Linked DNA regions of Homo sapiens: region 1 is linked to region 2. The links are chromatin loops, found by intact Hi-C in ENCODE. Cell type or tissue: PC-3. All regions are shown on one strand. Links, peaks and the distances in the headings refer to the core of each region. The heading gives the core; the rest is flanking DNA.

Evidence for each region. A loop is a pair of places that touch in the nucleus more often than their neighbours do. Peaks named below come from ENCODE experiments on the same cell type or tissue, not always from the same donor. Only the 100,000 strongest peaks of a DNase experiment are listed, where the experiment ranks them.
Region 1: a loop joins it to region 2, with 3.0 times the contacts of the local background. A loop is called at or near these places in 1 of 110 quality-filtered maps.

What each region holds. Positions count from the first base shown.
Region 1 is chr12:32,301,120-32,304,042 of GRCh38, reverse strand. The region is part of intron 3 of BICD1 (BICD cargo adaptor 1); the gene reads right to left. Among named protein-coding and RNA genes, the nearest start is that of FGD4, 97 kb to the left of the region's middle. In PC-3, for the core only: a CTCF peak has its summit at 1,620; a DNase peak (open chromatin) is centred at 1,622.
Region 2 is chr12:32,185,861-32,188,783 of GRCh38, reverse strand. The region is part of intron 1 of BICD1 (BICD cargo adaptor 1); the gene reads right to left. Among named protein-coding and RNA genes, the nearest start is that of BICD1-AS1, 80 kb to the right of the region's middle. In PC-3, for the core only: no CTCF peak of the experiment used is centred there; a DNase peak (open chromatin) is centred at 1,493; H3K27ac peaks cover 1,695 bases.

The DNA of each region.
Region 1 (2,923 bases), core at 147-2,646, 120 kb before region 2:
GAGTGCAGTGGCGTGATCTCGGCTCACTGCAAGCTCTACCTCCTGGTTGACGCCATTCTCCTGCCTCAGCCTCCTGAGTAGCTGGGACTACAAGTGCCCGTCACCACGCCTGGCTAATTTTTTTGTATTTTTAGTAGAGACAGGGTTTCACCATGTTAGCTAGGATGATTTCAATCTCCTGACCTTGTGATCCACCCACCTCAGCCTCCCAAAGTGCTGGGATTACAGGCGTGAGCCACCACGCCCAGCCAGAGGTTTTTCTCTTATGTAACAGTATGGAGGTAGACAGGAGGAGATTCCTCATGGAATCTCTGCTCCATGAGGTCATCCAGGAGCCAGGCTCTTCCTCTGTTGTTGTACAGCCTTCTAGTCTAGACCATACTATCTCAGGTGGCTTGCCATTTGATCATGTTCTAAGCGGTGGCACAAAATAAGGAGCACACTGTCTCCCTTTAAGGACATTAAAAGTTACCCACATCACTTGTTATATATCATTGGCTGGTACTAGTCTTATGCCATTTGGCTGCGAGGAGGAGTGAAGAATGTAGCCTTTACTCTGGGCAGCACTGGGCCCAGGAAAAAACTGAGAAATACACCGTCAGAAGGGAACAATGAAAGCTGATGGTAAACCAGCACTCACTGGTCACCGAAACACTGTGGTGCTCTAATAGGATGCAACTCATAAAGACATATGTATAGCAGATGTTTCTAACAATGCCAGTTGTATATGTGAATATGGATAGTGTTATTTCAGTGAAAGAATGTGCTCACCACACTATGGTGTGTGAAATGCATTATGAGGACTGGGCACGGTGGCTCAGGCCTGTAATCTCAGCACCTGTAATCTCAGGCCTGTAATCTCGGTGAATTGCTTGAGCACAGGAGTTTGAGACCAGCCTGGGCAACATAATGAAACCCTCTCTCTACAAAAAATAAGAAAATTAGCCAGGTGTGGTGGCGTGCACCTATAGTCCCAGCTATTCGGGAGGATGAGGTGGGAGGATCACTCGGGCCCAGGGAGGTCAAGGCTGCAGTGAGCCCTGATGGTGTCACTGCACTCCAATCTGGGTGGCAGAGTGAGGCCCTGTCTTGAGGGAAAAAAAAAAAAAAAGAAATACATTATGTACAAAAGATGCCTCTAAGGCAAAAAAAAAAAAAAAAATGGTCATTGGAATTTCAACATGTCCCTGATAGAATTACTCAAAAGAGTCAATATTGGAGACCATTATTTATAATATCCATTATTTAGAATGAAAACTAGAAAGTGCTAATTGTTCTACCATGAATATGCATTTGAATAAATATAACAAAAAATTAACAAATCTATCAATGGCATACTACCAATAACTGTCTTCTAATCAAGTAGGAGTTTCTGGGTTACATATCAACTACATTACTTAAGATTATGAGTACTTCATGGGAGAAAAATTGCACTTTGGGAAAAATGATAACTGGGCACTATAAATAGCATGTTACAAACATGATGGCATGGAAATGAAATATACTTTTCACAACTCCAAGGAGTTATTACCTGGCCTGGGACACCTAATAACTTGACAGGCCCTGGCTATCTACTACCTGCTCAAAGGCATGTGTCCCTGTAGTTTGCATTCTGTACTCTAGTGGGCTCCCCAGGCTGGTGTGTGCTCCCGTGTCCCTTCCACCAATTCAGACATCAAATGATTTAAAGCAGAGATCACAAGGGGTGCCCATAGACCATCGAGCCTATAGATGTGCTTTATTTGGCTTGTAACACGTTATAAAACTTTTGGAATTGATTGCCAATATTTAGAAAACTGATGATTTCACAAACATTTGAAAACTTCTGATTTCTTTTTTAAAAAAATCAAAAGTTCGGGCTGGGCTCAGTGGCTCACGCCTGTAATCCCAGCACTTTGGGAGGCTGAGGCGGGCGGATCACGAGGTCAGGAGATCAAGACCATCCTAGCTAACACAGTGAAACCCCGTCTCTACTAAAAATACAAAAAATTAGTGGGGCGTGGTGGCAGGTGCATGTAGTCCCAGCTACTCAGAAGGCTGAGGCAGGAGAATGGCGTGAACCCAGGAAGCAGAGGTTGCAGTGAGCCGAGATCGCGCCACTGCACTCCAGCCTGGGCGACAGAGCAAGACTCCGTCTAAAAATAAGTAAATAAAAATAAATAAATAATTCAGGCAACACTGGGCCCACCTTCACAGAGCACAAAAATCACCTGTAAGTGAGCACTGGCTGTTCCTTTTCCATCTACTTTTTCTTTTGTTTGTTTGTTTGTGACAGGGTCTTGCTCTGTTGCCCAGGCTAGAGTACAGTGGCTTGATCACAGCTCACTACAGCCTTGATCTCCCAGTCTCAATCAATCCTCCCACCTCAGCCTCCTGGGTAGCTGGGATTGCAGGCGCATACCTCCATGCTTGGCTTTTTTTTTCTTTTTGTAGAGACAAGGTTTTGTACCATGTTGCCCAGGCTGGTCTCAAACTCCTGGACCGAAGCAATCCTTCCACCTCAGCCTCCCGAAGTGCTGGGATTACAGGCGTGAGCCACTGCACTCGGCCTCTACTTTTTGTTTACATCTTGTACTTAATGCTATTTATAAGCTGCTTGTGGTCATTTGAGTTCACTGCTCCTGCCCTGTGACTGACTCTCTCCAACCTTTTCCACCGAGCAAACAACCTTTCCCACACTAAAGCATCCAGTCACCTTTCCTTTATACTTGCTGACTGACTGCATTTCAACTAGGTTGTTACTTCAAGCAAAAACATGCATTTTTTACTTTATCTCTGGTAGTGAAATGAAAGGTTCATTCTCTGATTATAGGAATCTCAATTTGTTAGCCAGGAAGCAGGGGGAAACTGAGGATGAAGTGTGGAGGAAGAGAGGAATCCAGAAACGCATGCTCAACATGATTTACTGCTTTGCAGGTGACTT
Region 2 (2,923 bases), core at 281-2,780:
TGCACTCCATCCTGGGCAATAGAGTGAGACTCTGTCTCAAAAAAAAAAAAAGGAATTCAAGATTCAGTGCCAAAAACACTAAGTTAAGAATTACTTTTATTTGATGGTCTTCAGAGCCCAGTGAACAAAGAACACTTAGGCCAACAGACACAAATTTCTGCCTTAAGTTTAAATGTGCACATACTCTGTCTCTCTTCAAACTAATAAGTAGCTCTTAAATGTTGGCAGGTAATGTCAGGGAACCTCTATGGGTTTTGAATTGTAAACTTAAGACTACGTATTTTTTTACAGAAAACTGAATTTCTTACAATGTATACGATAAATGTTTACATAAAGTTGTAAACTACGTTTGACACAGAAAATTGGTTTTGTTCATTCACCTTGTCATAATTAACTCAATGTCTATGATGTGCTCACTAATCTTGTAATTAATCTCACCAATATATAAACTATCTGAAGTGTTGTGCTAGTTGGAAAAATACCTAGACTTACATACTAAGATATTCTACTCCCAGTTAAATAGTAAATAAAATTGCATTTATAGTTGGCCAGGCGCAGTGGCTCATGACTGTAATCCCAGTACTTTGGGAGGCCGAGGTGGGTGGATCACCTGAGGTCAGGAGTTCAAGACCAGCCCAGCCCACATGGTGAAACCCCGTCTCTACAAAAATACAAAAATTAGCCAGGCATGATGGCAGGTTTCTGTAATCCCAGCTATTCAGGAGGCTGAGGTGGGAGAATTGCATGAACCCGGGAGGCGGAGGTTGCAGTGAGCCGAGATCGTGCCATTGCACTCTAGCCTGGGCAACAGAGCGAGACTCCGTCTAAAAAAAAAAAAATGCATTTATAGTAGATTCCAGCCTGCGTGACAGAGCGAGACTCCGTCTCAAAAAACAACAACAACAACAAAATTTAGATTCAGGGGTACATGTGCAGGTTTGTTAGATGGATATATTGTGTGATGTGGGAGGTTTGGGTTCCTGCTGAATTCCTTACCCAAATAATAAACATAGTACCCAATAGGTAGTTCTTACATCTTTGTCCTTCTTTTGGAGTCCCCAGTGTCTGCTGTTTCCATAGAATCATTTTCTTTTTTCTTTTTCCTTTTTTTTGATATGGAGTCTCGCTCTGTTGCCCAGGCTGGAGTGCGGGGGCACAATCTTGGCTCACTGCAACCTCCGCCTCCCAGGTTCAAGCGATTTTCATGCCTCAGCCTCCTGAGTAGCTGGGATTATAGGAGCGCGCCACCACGCCCGAATAATTTTTGTATTTTTAGTACAGACGGGGTTTCACCATGTTGGTCAGGCTGGTCTCCAACTCCTGACCTTGTGATCTGCCCGCCTCGGCCTCCCAAAGTGCTGAGATTACAGACGTGAGCCACCGCGCCCAGCCCATAGATTCATTTTCAAAACCACAATGCATAGTGACATTCTTTCACAAACTTGTCAAGCTGTTTGCCCAGGTGAGCAATATATTGTTTTAATAAGACAACTGTTTGCCCAGATGAGCAAACTGTTTGTCCTGATAAATTGATTTGCAAGACTTTCCTAAAGCAAACAGTGAATTTATTTATTAATTTACTGTCTTATCTTCCTGGGCACGAATTTCGTGGAACAAAGAGTTAAGTTATATTGACATGGGTGGGCTCAGTTTTAATACTTCACAAGAAAAGACCTGACCTAAAGTCAGAAAAAAGAAAAGACCTGGAATTTTAGAGGTGGGTGATTAATCTAAGCCCATAAACTCACCATAGAAGAAACCGAGATCCAGAGAGTTCAAATAACCTGCCCAAATTCACTGAGCCAGTTAGTGAGAGAGCAGGCAACATAACCCAGATATTCTGGCTCCTAATCCAGTGTTCTTTCCATTATATCACTCAGCCCCTATTTTGAAGTCTTTTGGACCTCAAGAAATAAAGTATTTTATAACACCTCTAAATGGTTTCCAGGATCTCAAACATTTCCATAAATATAATGCAGAGATTTAAGCAGAGGCACGACATTTGCAAAGTTGTCAAGTCACATCTCACACACTTCACGATGAAAAAAATTCAGAAATGAATATGGTATTTTATTTTACATCATTAAAGACCACAATTATACTTTGGCAAAAATGTCCATTCCACCATTTGGTTTTCTGCACTCCATATTTGGAAACAAATAAAAAATAATAAAGAACTTTGACCAGCACTCCAATGTCACAACTGTCCCCCTGAAACACCATATAAAGACTTTCTGTTCATTTTATGACTCTTCATCATCTAGAAAGTGTGAAATTTAGACATGTTGGTTTTATGTTTAGATTGCTGAGACAGTGGAAAGATTTATAATACATCACGTAGCAAAAAGCTTCCTACTGCTTAAGGTTCTGTGGTCCAATACGGTGGCCACTACCCACATGTGACCACTTAAATTTAAATTAATTAAAGCAAAATTCAAAAATCAGTTCTTCACTCATATACTTATATTTTTATAGTAGAAATGGCTGTGTACTTTCAGCAATGTTTTAGGGGTATGTTGTATGTGGCCACCTCACTATTGAATGTACACCACTCTAGTAAATGTGCATCATTAAATAAACCACAAAGCAAGGTCAGGATAGGGTAACACAGTAACGAAGAGCCACAGAATCTCAAGTGTTTTAATACAAAAAAGTTTCATTTGTTCTAACCATGTTCAAGGCAGATGTTTCTGGCCAGGTGAGGTTCTCCTGGAAACATTGCCTCTATGCAGCAATTTGGAGAGACAGGCTCAAGGAGTTGGGGGAGAGTGGATTTTGCCACGTTTGTGAGCTAGGTCTGGAAGTGCCACACGTCATTCCTCCTCATAATCAACTGGCGGTGTTTAGTCTCCTGGCCCCACACAGATGCAAAGGGGTTGAGAAGGCCATCTTCCTATCAACCCAGGGAAAAGATGAAATGGCG